3 separate regions of the Homo sapiens genome follow, and regions 1 and 2 are each linked to region 3. Evidence: chromatin contacts called from ENCODE Hi-C or POLR2A ChIA-PET data. All regions are on one chromosome and are shown on one strand. Each heading gives the region's core, a stretch centred on a gene start or an enhancer-like site at or near the end of the contact. The rest is flanking DNA. Distances are from core to core; before and after follow the strand shown. Region 1 has its middle 53 kb from the start of CD28. Region 2 has its middle 36 kb from the start of CD28. Region 3 has its middle 28 kb from the start of ICOS.

The links. A loop is a pair of places that touch in the nucleus more often than their neighbours do. ChIA-PET counts read pairs that join two places held with the same protein, here RNA polymerase II (POLR2A). Pooled maps may share reads with other maps.
Region 1: a loop to region 3 is called in a map of K562, with 5 times the contacts of the local background. The contact joins two enhancer-like sites. A Hi-C loop is called at or near these places in 2 of 168 maps with a recorded cell type or tissue (K562 and PC-3) and 8 of 50 pooled maps. POLR2A ChIA-PET finds 5 or more read pairs at or near these places in 3 of 52 experiments (activated CD8-positive, alpha-beta T cell, activated CD8-positive, alpha-beta memory T cell and activated T-cell).
Region 2: a pooled map shows a loop between it and region 3 (3-fold over the local background). The contact joins two enhancer-like sites. A Hi-C loop is called at or near these places in 2 of 168 maps with a recorded cell type or tissue (PC-3 and naive thymus-derived CD4-positive, alpha-beta T cell) and 7 of 50 pooled maps. POLR2A ChIA-PET finds 5 or more read pairs at or near these places in 9 of 52 experiments (CD4-positive, alpha-beta T cell, GM12878, activated CD4-positive, alpha-beta T cell and 5 more).

The regions. Positions count from the first base shown.
Region 1 is chr2:203,757,750-203,762,297 of GRCh38, reverse strand. No RefSeq gene overlaps it. Among named protein-coding and RNA genes, the nearest start is that of CD28, 53 kb to the right of the region's middle. Within about 2 kb of position 2,862, at least 3 of the 41 ENCODE cell types and tissues checked have a DNase peak (open chromatin) inside an H3K27ac peak, as active enhancers do.
Region 2 is chr2:203,740,071-203,744,796 of GRCh38, reverse strand. No RefSeq gene overlaps it. Among named protein-coding and RNA genes, the nearest start is that of CD28, 36 kb to the right of the region's middle. Within about 2 kb of position 3,061, at least 4 of the 41 ENCODE cell types and tissues checked have a DNase peak (open chromatin) inside an H3K27ac peak, as active enhancers do.
Region 3 is chr2:203,906,814-203,911,106 of GRCh38, reverse strand. No RefSeq gene overlaps it. Among named protein-coding and RNA genes, the nearest start is that of ICOS, 28 kb to the left of the region's middle. Within about 2 kb of position 2,371, at least 10 of the 41 ENCODE cell types and tissues checked have a DNase peak (open chromatin) inside an H3K27ac peak, as active enhancers do.

The DNA.
Region 1 (4,548 bases), core at 1,613-4,112, 150 kb after region 3:
AAGATGAAGCAGGCACATCTTAGGTGGCCAGAGTAGAAGGAAAAGAATGAAGGGGGAGGTGCTACACACTTTTACACAGCCAGATCTTGTGAAAACTCACTATCACAAGAACAGCAAGGGAGAAATCCGCCCCCGTGACCCAATCACCTTCCACAAAGCCTCTCCTCCAACACTGGGGATTACAATTTGACATGAGATTTGGGCAGGGACACAGATCCAAACCGTATCACCACCTATTAATGCAACAATACTACATAACAAATAACCCCAAATTTTATAAGCTTACAAAACAAATGTCAATTTTTCACTCCTGGGTCTGTAGGTCAGCTGGCCATGCTCCATTCCAGTCTGTGAGTGGGTTGGGTTCAATTCTACTCCATATGTATCTTCTCTTTGGACCAGAAACTTCCTGGTCCATGCTTTCTCATGGTGAATGGCAGAAACATGAGACCAAGTCAAACAACACAGACATTTACAGCTTCTGCCTGCATCCCATGCACTCCATATTCCATTGGCCAAAGTCATATAGCCAAACCCAAAGTCAAGGAGGCAGAGATAAAATCTCCATCTCTTCCACTGGGAGGTACTAAAAATAAAAACACTTGACAATGAGTTTCAATGTATAATTCTATTACAGGGAGGGAATGAAGATTGAAAGTCATAATCTAATCTGCCAAGCATATGTGGGCACCAACTGTGTTTCTAAGGAATCTACACAAAGGTATCAGCTCAGAAGCTCCAGAGCAGGTGAGCAGCATTCAGAGGGCGTCTGAGATGAGGTACTGTCAGGTTGAAACTGCATGAAGCTGCTTGCCTCAATAGAAGGAGCAAAAAGAGACAGGCAAGGTTGAGATTTGCAGTGATACGTAAGAGATGTCCAAGGCATATAGTCAACTCTTCATCCTACTTCATCTTACTTCAATTACTTCATCCTACTATGTAAGAAGGAAGTGCCAGTTCTACTGCACTCTCCTGCCTTTCCTGTGTAGGTGGAAGGGAAATAGGCAGTATAAATTAAAGCAAGGAATCATCATTTCCCCACACTGCTCTCTTAGGAAGTTTGGAAGTGGAGTTAAGAAGTTGTTTCTGTCCCTTTTAGAAGAAATGTGTTGTTAACCAAGGCCCTGATGTTAGATAGGGGAATACCTTTGGGAACCATGTACCCATTAGTAGACCAGGCCTCTTTCCCTAACACTTTGACCTGGGGTAAGGAATTTGAGGACAATACGCACTATTGCCATATTTTAAACAGATGACGCCTCTTGAGCCCAACCAAAGCCCTTTATTCTTGCTTTCAACATACATCTCTTGCCATTTTGGAATGAAACAGAGAGGAGCTTCAACTGTTTTAATTTGGTTCTCCTGAGAAATCAAGTCATTGGTCTTTATTCTATACCTCTGGGCCTCATAAAATGAAACTCACTTATCTCTCTTCTACACAGAAGGCTTTCAAGACTGAAAACAAATTCACAAACATTATATCCAAGTGTCTCGTTGATGTTTGACATCACAGATGCACAACAACTAACTGAATTTTTTTGTTTGTTTGAACAGAAATGACGTTAGATTTGTGTATCTTTCTGTGGATTGATTCAACATGAGAATGGATTCAAAAATACACATTCCTTCACAGTGCATGGTTTTAACATCATATCAAGGAAAGGGACACTGAAGAAGGTAATAAAGACTGTCTTGAATCACTGACATCACCCCTCCCCCATAGCCTGGCAGCAGCAGAGAGAAAATGTGTGTGCTTGGAGGAGAAAGAGTGCAGTGATTGCAGGACTTTACGTTGGAACTCAGTACTGTCCTGCCACAGCAGAAAGCAACACAGGGCAGAATTCAGCCAGAACCCACAGAGGGAGCATCTAGACCAACCCTAGCCAGAGGAGAATTGCCCATCCCAGTGGTCAGAACCTGAGTTCCAGCAAGCCCCACCACTTCAGGCTAAAGTACTCTGGGGTCCTAAATAAACTTGAAAGGTAGTCTAGGCCACAAGGACTGTAATTCCTAAGCAACTACTGATGCCATGTGGCTTGAAACCAGTGGACTTGGGGGGCATGCGACATAGTGAGACACCAGCCAGAGCAGCCAAGAGAGTGTTTGCATCACCCCTCCCCAGCCCAAGGCAGCACAGCTCGCAGCTCCAGGAGAGGCTCCTTCCTTCTGTTTGAGGAGAGGAGTGGGGAGCGTGAAGAGGACCTTTTCTTGCAACTTGGATACCAACTCACCCACAGTAGGTTAGGGCACCAGGCAGAGTCCTGAGGCCCCCATTCCAGGCACTAGCTCCTGAAAAACATTTCTAGACACATTTAGGTCCAGAAGGGAACCTGCTGCCTTGAAGGAAAGGACCCAGTCCTGGCAGGATTAATCACCTGCTGACTAAAGAGCCCTTTGGCCTTGAATAAATATCAGTGGTAGCCAGGCAGTACTTGCCACAGGCCTTGGGTGAGACTCAGAGCCATGCTGGCTTCTGCTGTGACTCAGTGCATTCCAAGCTGTGGTGGCCTCAGGGAGAGACTCCTTCTGCTCGAGGAAAGGAGAGGGAAAATTAAAGGGGACTTTGTTTTGCAGCTTGGGGACCAGCTCAGCTACAGTAGGGTAGAGCACTGAGCAGGCTCTTGGGGTCCCAGATTCCAGGCCTTGGTTCCTGGAAGGCATTTCTAGACCTGCCCCAGGCTAGAGGGGAGCCCACTGCCCTGAAAGGAGAGACCCAAGCATGGCAGCACTCACCACAAGCTGACTGAAAAGCCCTTGGGCTTTGTGTGAACTTCAGCCATAGCCTGACAGTATTTGTCATGGGCCTAGGGCAGTGGTGGACAGGGAGAGAAACTCCTTCTGCATAAGGAAAGGAAAAGGAAGAGTGGGAAAGACTTTATCTTGTGGCTTGGGTGTCAGCTCAGCTGCAGGAGGATAGAGCACCAAGTACATTCCTCAGGTTCCTGACTCCAGGCCCTGGCTGCCCGATGGCATTTCTGGACCTGCCCTGGGCCAGGGGAAGCTCACCTCCCTGAAGAAAAAGACACAAGCCTGGATGGATTCACCACCTGCTGACTGAAGAGCCCTTGGCCTTGAGTGAACATTTGCAGTAGCCAGGCAGTAGTCACTGCAGGCCTTGCGTAAGACTCAGTGTGCTGTGCTACACTTTGAGTCTGACTCAGTGTAGCCCAGTGCTGATGGCCACAACGGTGCTTGTGCCACCCCTCCCCCAATTCCAGGAAGCTCAGCATGGACAATGGGACTTCATTTGTTTAGGGGAAAGTAAGGGAAGAGAACAAGAATCTCTGCCTGGTAATCTAGGGATTCTCCTGGATCTTATCTAAGGCCACCAAGATGGTACCTGTATGAATCTGCAAGAGTCACGGCATTACTGGGCTTATGGTGCCTGCTAATGCAGGTATGGTTATAGTGATCAAAGATTTAAATCACAACACTCAATTTTCTTTGAATACTTGGAAAGCCTTCCCAAAAAGGACAGGTACAAACAAGCCCAGACTGTGAAAACTACAATAAATACCGAACTCCTCAATGCCCAAACAATGATAAATTTCCACAAGCATCAAGACCATCCAAGAAAACATGACCACTCCAAATCAACTAAATCAGGCACCAGTGGACCAATCCCGGAGTGACAGAAATATGTGACCTTTCAGATAGATAATTCAAAATATGTGTTTTGGGGAAGCTCAGTGAAATTCATGAAAACATAAAGAAGGAATTCAAAATCCTATCAGATAAATTTAACAAGGAGATTGAAATAATTTTTAAAAATCCAGGCCAGGCGTGGTGGCTCACGCCTGTAATCCCAGCACTTTGGGAGGTCAAGGCGGGTGGATCACGAGGTCAGGAGATCGAGACCATCCTGGCTAACATGGTGAAACCCCGTCTCTACTAAAAAATACAAAAAAATTAGCTGGGCGTGGTGGCAGGCACATGTAATCCCAGCTACTGAGGAGGCTGAGACAGGAGAATGGCATGAACCCGGGAGGCGAAGCTTGCAGTGAGCCGAGATTGCGCCACTGCACTCCAGCCTGGGGCCACAGAGCAAGACTCCGTCTCAAAAAAAAAAAAAAATCCAGTAGAAATTCTGGAGCTGAAAAATACAGTTGACATATTAAGGAATGCATCAGTCTTTCAACAGCAGAATTGATCAAGCAGAAGAAAGAATTCATGAGCTTGAAGATAGGCTACTTGAAAATACACAGTGAGAGGAGAAAACAGAATGAAGCACACCTACAAGATCTAGAAAACAGCTTTGGAAGGGCAAATCTAAGAGTTATTGGCCTTAAAGAAGAGATAGAGATAGAGATTGGAGTAGAAAATTTATTCAAAGGGATAAAAAAAAAAGAGAACTTTCCAAACCTAGAGAAATATATCAATATTCAAGTACAAGAGGATTATAGAACACCAAGCAGATTTAACCCAAATGAGACTATTTCAAGACATTTAATAATCAAACTCCCAAAGGTCAAGGATAAAGAAAGTATCCCAAAAGCAGCAAGAAATAAATTGCATATAATGGAGCTTCAATATGTCTGGCAGCAGACT
Region 2 (4,726 bases), core at 1,812-4,311, 170 kb after region 3:
AAAGAGTGAGAAAGAGAGAGAAATAGGCAGGGGAGAAGGGAGGCACTGAATAGGATGCCAGACTCTTTTTGACAACCAGATCTCCCCAAAACTAAGAGCAAGAACTCAATCCCATACGAATGGCACCAAGCCATTCATGAGGGATCCGCCCCTAAGACCCAAACACCTCCCACTAGACCCCATCTCCAACACTGGGGATCAAATTTCAAAATGAGATTTGGAGAGGACAAATATCCAAGCTATATTACCTAGTATTCCTCAGGTCACAAAAACATTTTTTGTTTTTCTTCTAAGAGCCAAACTAGGACACGAACTAGGAAGTTTCTTCTCTCATTACTCTCCAAAGACATACCCACCCAGTGTAAGTCAAGAAAAACCAACCAACTAAATTAAAACATGCAGAGCTAAGGTGAAGGGAAGACTAAAGAAGGGACCGAGGAGATAAATTTTTGTGATATTTAGAACCATTCCATTTTGTGGGGGAGGGGTAGTTTTATTTTGTTTTAACTATTACTCATCCTAGAAAATTCCTGCTTTGAGAATGGGGATATAATTTCTATAAAGCTCAGTAACCAAATGGCAGAAAGGCTAGCATTCTATCAGGGCCTCAATAGCCCATACATGCGGGCATTAGAGAAGGCGCCCTCTCCTTCATTAAGCAGGTGCAGAGCTTGATAAGGGGAGCTTGACTAGATTTCAGCCCTCTTCATTCCCTTCACTAGGGGCCTTTGTGCAAGGCACACAGTGCATAAATGTACATAGTAGCACTATTTTCTGGAGTAGAAAAATCTTGGGATTTCCCAAAGCTGTTCACCCCAACTCAGAACTGGAACACCATGTGTAAAGTCAGGAAAATTCATTCTGCCAGAAGCTTTTTTTCATTACTGACATCCTAGACTGTTGGTACAATAATCTTAATCATCTGACCTTTTAGAGGCAATTTCCTGATCTTGGCTGGACAGACCAGTCTAAATGCTCCATTTGGCCCTATTTTTAAATTGCCCAGATGGTGTGACTGGGTGTGTGGCTTAGGGTGCCCCCATATGCTGGGCTGCTTCCAGGAACGATTTGTACCTTGGGTATAACAAGACTGGAGTGAGGAATGGGGGCAAGGGATGGTAAGGGTTAGGTCGGTGCCTTTCTGATCTGAGTAATACTGATTTCATCAGCTACTTGTGAAATGCTGAGCCTTAATGTAGATTCATGAGGGGTTACTCTTGGCCACTCATAAATGGCAGCCAAATGCAGACTGGAAACATGAGATAGGTAGAAAGTAGGAGGCCAATTCTGAGACAGCTGCTTCTGATCTCTACCCACCCAGAGTTGGATTTGGATGTACTACATAGGGAAGAATTAGCAGGGAAGTCAAGCCTGTTCATCACATTGGACACAGACCATTTTCTGCCCCCTTCCTTCTGTGCATTTGTTTCCTGGCCGGGCGCGGTGGCTCATGCCTATAATCCCAGCACTTTGGGAGGCCAAGGTGGGCGGATCACGAGGTCAGGAGATCGAGACCATCCTGGCTAACATGGTGAAACCCTGTCTCTACTAAAAATACAAAAAATTAGCCAGGCGTGGTGGTGGGTGGCGGATGCCTGTAGTCCCATCTACTCGGGAGGCTGAGGCAGGAGAATGGCATGAACCAGGAGGCAGAGCTTGCAGTGAGCGGAGATAGTGCCACTGCACTCCAGCCTGGGCGATAGATCGAGACTCCATCTCAAAAAAAAAAAAAAGAAAGAAAGAAATTTGTTTCCTTGGAGATTACAAGGATGTGATGCCTAGAAAAGAGGGAAAAGAGTAGAAAGGACTTGAGAAAAGAGTAACAAGAGCTCCCAAGATGTTTAGGCTTTCATCAATAATATAGGCCAGGCACAGTGGCTCATGCCTGTAATCCCAACACTTTGGGAGGCCGTGGTGGGTGGATCACTTGAGGCCAGGCGTTCGAGACCAGCCTCGCCAACATGGTGAAACCCCATCTCTACTAAAAATAAAAATAAAAAATAAAAAAATTAGCCGGGAGTGGTGGCGTGTGCCTATCATCCCAGCTACTGAGGAGACTGAGGCATGAGAATCGCTTGACCCCGAGAGGCAGAGGATGTAGTGAGCTGAGATCATGCTACTGTACTCCAGCCTGGGTGACAGAGCAAGACTCTGTCAAAATTAATAATAATAATATACAGAAGACTCTGTCTTCCTGAAACAGCTTCTCATTCCCTTTGCTTATAACTTCCCATTTCTTCTACCTCAAATGGCTTTCCTTAGATGAAAGCTCTTCCTTCTTCTTTATTGATCCATGTCCTTCTTTCAAAAGAGATGCTTGACTCTCAGCACTCCCAAGAAGCCTTTACACACATTCAAACCAATTCCTTCTGGCCCTAAAAATGTAGAAGGTGGCTGGAACTCAAAAATAAGCCTATAGCTAAGGTTGCAGCTTAGATCTAAGTCAAGGATCAGCAAACCGTAGCCCATAAGCCATGTCCAGCCCACTACCTGCCTTTGTACAGCCCATGAACTAAAAATGGATTTTCCATCTATAAATGGTTGGGGGAAAAAAACAAAGGAAAAGTAATATTGCATGACATGAAAATCACACGAACTTCACATATCAATATCCATAAATAAAGGTTTATTGGAATGCAGCCATGCTTATTTGTTTATATATTGTTTATGGCTGCTTTCACACTACAGTGGCAAAACTTATTATCTATAAGAGACAGTATAGTCACAAAGCCTAAAATATTTACTATCTGGCCCTTAACAGAAAAAAATTTGCTGATTCCTGATCTATGACATTGAAAGAGTTAGAGATGTTAAATAGGAACATGTCAAAGAAATGAATTTCAGGCAAACCAACAAAGGCTATCAAGTAGCCACATTAAGATCTAAGTCCCAAAATCAAGACTAAGTGGTTACCCCTAGAAGCAGGATATAGGGGGCAGGAAAAGAAAAAAAAAACTGAAGTAATATACAAAGCAGACACTCTACACTTCGGAAGTGTGGAGGTAATATCTGTGCTGCACACTGCCACATCCCTGTACCTAGCCCACATCTTAGTGCTGGGCAGGTGCCCATTAACTAGTTCTAGAATGAATGAAGTAGAAGAGAGGAAGGAGAAACATAAAGCAAATGAAACAAGCATTGCATAGGGTTGGGGATAAAAGAGGGTCCCCAACAACCACCTGAAGTTTGTCTTCCCTGTGTAATATGTCACAGGTTCTCAAAAGTTAGCAGAAACCTCCATTTGGGAAGCTAAGTGTGTGCCCAAGAGACTGAAGAAATGACTAAATAACTATGGTAACTACCCCGATGCCCATTCAAGGTCACCTTTTCCACCCCTTCCTCAGTCACCAGATGCAAATATATTTAGTCCAGAGAATAAATTCAGACGAGATTAGCAAGGGGAAGGAAATCACATATAAAGCTCATGAAATAAACAGCGCCACTTGTCACTGCTGATCTTTGATTAACTGGCTCTTCTTTCCGAAACAGGGCCTCCTTTTCTTCTTTTTCTCTCTCTGTCTTTCTCTTTGTTTTCAGGTGACACCCACACATATCCTTCAGTGTTGGCAGAGATGCTCACTCAGATAACAACTGGAGTTCATGCTGCACATTTTCATCTTCGTGTGTCATCATCACCATGTAAAACCACAACTATAGGAAAACAAAGCTGTTTGCTGCTCTTCTTCTCAACTGACATTTCCACCCAGCTCATGATTTGTTCTTTGGAGCCAGAGGAGAGTTTCAATTTATCACTGAGATAGCTCTGCCTGATGAAGTGAGAGTAAAATCCAGTCCACTTCCACCCTGAAATCCATTCACCTTTCTTCAACTTTTTGTCCCTTCAAATTCCTAGCATTCAAGGGTCTTTCACAGAGTTTCAACAGGCAAATCAGATAGGAAAATGAGCTTCGGGAAGCACACATTCTGGCCCTGAGAGTTGCACCAAGAATGAGGTCAGCTTTGAAGAGCTGATATATTCTTTGATCACCTCAAGCAATTTATCATCTCAAGCAATTTTCAAGTGTTGGGCCCGGTGTCAACACCCTGAAATGAACAAAAGTCACTCTGAGAAATTGTGTGACCTTCTGCTCTGGACAGTGGCCTAGGTTTCCAAGTGCTAGGATCCTGTGAATCTTCAAAGAGAAAGCACATATTTCTTCTGGGTTGCCAAATCAGAGAAAGCTGAGAGGCCCCACCATTCACATGTGTTCTTGAAGGGGTATGATCCCAGTTCACTGCAGCCTCAGCCTCCTAAGTAGCTGGGACTACAGGCCTGCACCATCACGTCTGGCTAATTTTTTTTTTTAATACAGACAGGGTCTCCCTATGTTGTTCAAGCTGGTCTTGAACTCCTAGACTCAAGTGATCCTCCTGCATTAGCCTCCCAAAGTGCTGACATTACAGGCATGAGTGACCGTGCCCAGCCCCAAACTTTCTTATGAGCACCACTGTCAAAAAGTCAAGAGTTAGGCCTCAGTTTAGGAAACACAGACAGACATTAGAAGCAAAGTTACCAGACAAGGTTCTGGTCTGCTTTCCAGACCATCCCATTTGCTGCTGCATAGTGTGATGGTTAGGTCCCCATTACAATGAATCCAGAAGCTTCTTTAATTTTTTCTCACCTATCCATTATCTCTGATACCGACAAGATGGGAGAGAAGAAAGGGTATTGCTTTAAAAGGGAATCAATCTGTTTTATCATACTGGAGGGAAAAAGTGAATTCGG
Region 3 (4,293 bases), core at 1,122-3,621:
AAGAAATCTAAGGCTTGGCCGGGCACGGTGGCTCACGCCTGTAATCCCAGCACTTTGGGAGGCCAAGGCGGATGGATCACCTGAGGTCAAGAGTTCGAGACCAGCCTGGCCAACATGGTGGAACCCCCGTCTCTACTAAAAATACAAAAATTAGCCGGGTGTGGTGGTGAGTGCCTGTAATCCCAGCTACTCAGGAGGCTGAGGCAGGAGAATCGCTTGAATCCGGGAGGTGGAGGTTACAGTGAGCCAAGATCGGGCCACTGCATTCCAGCATGGGCGACAGAGTGAGACTCAGTCTCAAAAAAAAAAAAAAAAAGAAAAAGAAAAAAGAAATCTAAGGCTTAAAAAGTAGCACGTGGCAGAGGCTGGAATCCATTTATTTGACTCCCTATTTTTCCATCATATGCACGTGCTCTCCAATTGGCCCAACTGCTTAAGTGTTTTTATTTACTAATTTTGAAAAATCAGTGCTCTGCTCTGGGGATTCCATCAATCAGCAGCACTTCGGCCTATTTTAGCAAAACATTATCAGTTTTCCTTAAAAAACTGATAATGACCCTGATGTGCCTTTTCAGACACCAAAGGAAGAAAACAGTATCACCTTAGTGCAAATTACAAAATTGGTTAGGTTCCAGGTATGGGAAGCTCGGTCATTTATGTAAGGGATATAAGATAACACTTAATTATTCAGAATGTCTGATAGAGAAAACAGAGCATTTGATCTCCTTGAAGTTAGCCAGCTTAATTCCTTTTACACATAGTACAAATACTTGGTATCCACAGCATGGAAAAATGATTCAAAATGGAACTGCCTGTGGTTGAACACAGAACTTGTTCTGTTCATCGATACTCACTCCAGTCAATGAATGACAGAATCTTCTTCAATAAAAGAGCAGAACTGGGCACCACTTCTTGGAATTGTGCCACCTAAATGGATACAGGCAGAAGTGTGGCCCGGATGGAATATTCCAATGACTCCGGAGACCATGCACAGAAATGCGGTTATTTGTTCACTTGGGTTGCCAAAAAATTTTATAAAAAGTAACAGGATTATTACAATTTACTGAAATATGGAGAAATGTTTCATGAAACTAAACATCCTTGAATAAGGTGGGAGTGCGATATCTCATATTATTATGGATTACAAAGAAAAGAAACCAATTATTTCTACGGGTTTCCTCCTCTGAAATCCCAAGATTCCTTCACCTCAGAGCTTTCTACAGTTCCCAAAGAGGCCAGGAGAGGGTACTGCTGAATCATACTTAATTCCCCAAACCCACAGCTGTGCAAATGCTTTTGTTTCTTTTCTGAAAAAAAATAAAAATAAATCATGAACTGGCCCCATAGGCATGCGTGCAATGCAGTGTAAGGGACAAGGTTTTTTTTTAAATTTTTTAAACAGTTTTATGCACAGGCTTAGAGCAAACGTACTGAATTACCGTACTGCCAACAGTAGCAAGTAAGTCTCAGCAAGAAGAGATGGACAAATTGTCTGATGTGATGATGTCTGCCCCATGAATTGTTCTCTTGAGAGGATTTTGTGTTTGCATTGAAGGAGATGCCTGCCTGGAAAGCTGCATTTTTATTTTTATCGTGTGTGTGTGTGCGTGTGTGTGTGCGTGTGTGTGTGTGTGTGTGTGTATAGCTTTGCTTTAGAAGGAAGGAAGTGAGAGAGTTTCCATGCAGAGATTTGAAAAGGAAACTGATGTCCTTGGAGGATTGCAATAGCCTGCAGAGGGCAAGAAAGTCAGCTGAAATTCATATACATCGTCCTCATCTTGGTCCCATTCCCACTTCCTCTAACTGTAAACACACATCACAGTCATCCTACAAAGCCTACTGAACTAGCAATAGGTCCATGCCCCAGAGAGCAAGATGAGTAACTTTTAAATAAAATATGTATTCCCCTTTACAGGAAAGAAACAAAATGAAGTGGTAATGCCTGCTGAGAGCAAAGCATGACCCCAGCACCTGAAGAGAATGGACAGATGAGATGCAGGCATGTCCCAATTCACAGTGAACTTGGGTTCTAAACGTTCGTTGGCAGGCCTGTGTTTGGAATTGAGAGAATTATGAAGGCTGGGTACAGTCCTAGGACAGCCAAGCACATTCAGTCCATTGGCTGGACTATAACCCTGGCAGGGAAGCAGCCTGCTCTGAGCACCACCTTCATTCATAACCTTCATTTGCTCTCAAAGGAGTGCTTGAAAGTGGGGATTAGCCCCATTTCACAGATGAAGACTGGGATCTAGTCAGCTTGTGTGATGTCGGTGCAAAAGTAATTGTGGTTTTTGCAATTACTTTTGATGGCAATAATAACTTGCTCAAAGTCCAACAGCCAGAAAATGGTGGCGCTCGGCCAATTGATTTCAAATCTTGTGCCCTGTCACTTCACTCACTTATACTCATTGAGGGCTTTCAATGTATCAGGCACTGCTCCAAGTGTGTCACATGGATGATTTCATTACACCCACAATAGGAGTAACAGACAGGTACTCTTATTCCCATTTTACAAATGAGGAAGCGGAAGCACAGAGAGGTTTAGAAAGTTGTCCGTGCTAGGAAGTGATGATGCATGGTTTCAAAACCAGGTCATGGGGCTCCACCACTGTTGCTCTGAACCAAACCAACACCCAGGGATCCTTCCAGACCCTCCACAGGTGCTCAGGCATTGGCAGAGTTACAAATCTTCAGCCCAGAGGCCATAACTGCCAAATGGGAAAGGACAAAGGTTTGCCCTCCCTGTACTGGATATGAGATTGGGTAACACTTGCTTAGAGCCTACGATTTGCCAGGTTCCATGTTTAGTGCTTTATATATATGATATCATTTGGTTCTCACAGTAGTCCTGGGAGAAAGGAATAGTTGTCCTCTTAAGTAGAAAAACTTGTGCCAGAAAACTTACTTACCCTACTCAAGGACATACAGTTAATAAATAGCAGGGCAGGACCAAAATGTAACATCTGTTTAACTTGGAGATATTTCCACGAAATATTGTTAAAGGAGAAAAGCAAAATGCAAAAGTGTGCATACAATATACATATATAAAGAAATACGTTATTATCAGAAAAGTACAGAAGGATACATTTAAGGTTGTTAATCTGGGATATGGGAGAAGGTGGGATAAGGATGTAAAAAGTACATACATCACACATTTATGCATCTGCAAAAACTATGCACGTGTGTAAGTATATGTACATATAAAAAGTTATGAAATTTATGCAAAAGTTATAATAAATAGAAATGAATTAATTTTGACTAATTAATAGACATTTTATGAAATTCAATAGCCATTTCTAATAAAAGTTCTTAGTATACTTTATTGTTATGGGTGTGTCATTTAAATCCTGGATTATTAACAGAAATCAAAAGTAAGCATTACATTGAACATTAAAACTCTGGGCATGTTCACCTTAAAATCAGGAACAAGGCTAGGAATCCAACTATCATTCTCTGTTATTCAACATTACTCTAGAAGTTCTGGTTCATACAACACAAGAAAAGGAAGTATAAGGTGAAAACTTTAGAAAGGAAGACACAAAATTACGCATGCAGATAATAATGTTATTAAAAACATATCTATACACACACTTACATATATCAACACAGCACTGCCTTCATACCACATAGGACCAACCCTGGGTGTGTTAGTTAGGGATCCCTGGAGAAAAAAAACCAATAGGATATATGTAGATATACAAAAGGAGATTTATAATAGGAATTGGCTCACACAGTTATGAAGTCTGCAAAATCTCAGTATGCCATCTGTAAGCTGGACAACCAGGAGAGCTGATGGTATAGTACCAGTTCAAATCTGGAGGCCTGAGGACCAGGGGAACCAATGATATAAGTCCCAGTCTAAGTACAAAGGCCCAAGAACCAGGAGCACTGATGTCTAAGGGCAGAAGAACATAGATGCCCCAGCTCAGAGAGAGCAAATTTGCCTTTCCTTGTTCTCCTCAGGCCCTCAATGGATTGAATGACACCCATCTGCACTGGTGAGGGTGACCTTTCCTATTCAGTCTACCAACCCAAATGCTAATCTCTTCTAGAAACAACCTACAGAGACACCTAGAAATAATGTTTTACCAGCTATCTGGCCATCCCTTAACCCAGTCAAGTTGACACATAAAATTAACCAGTACACTTGGTTATCATTTTTAAATTGGCAAAAATTATTGGTACCGTTTTACCTTCCTTACAACCTACAACCTACTAGTTTCTACCTCCCCAAGTTTAGTGCTATTACATTCCTCCAAACACTAAAATTACCATATTCCTCTTTTTTCTACC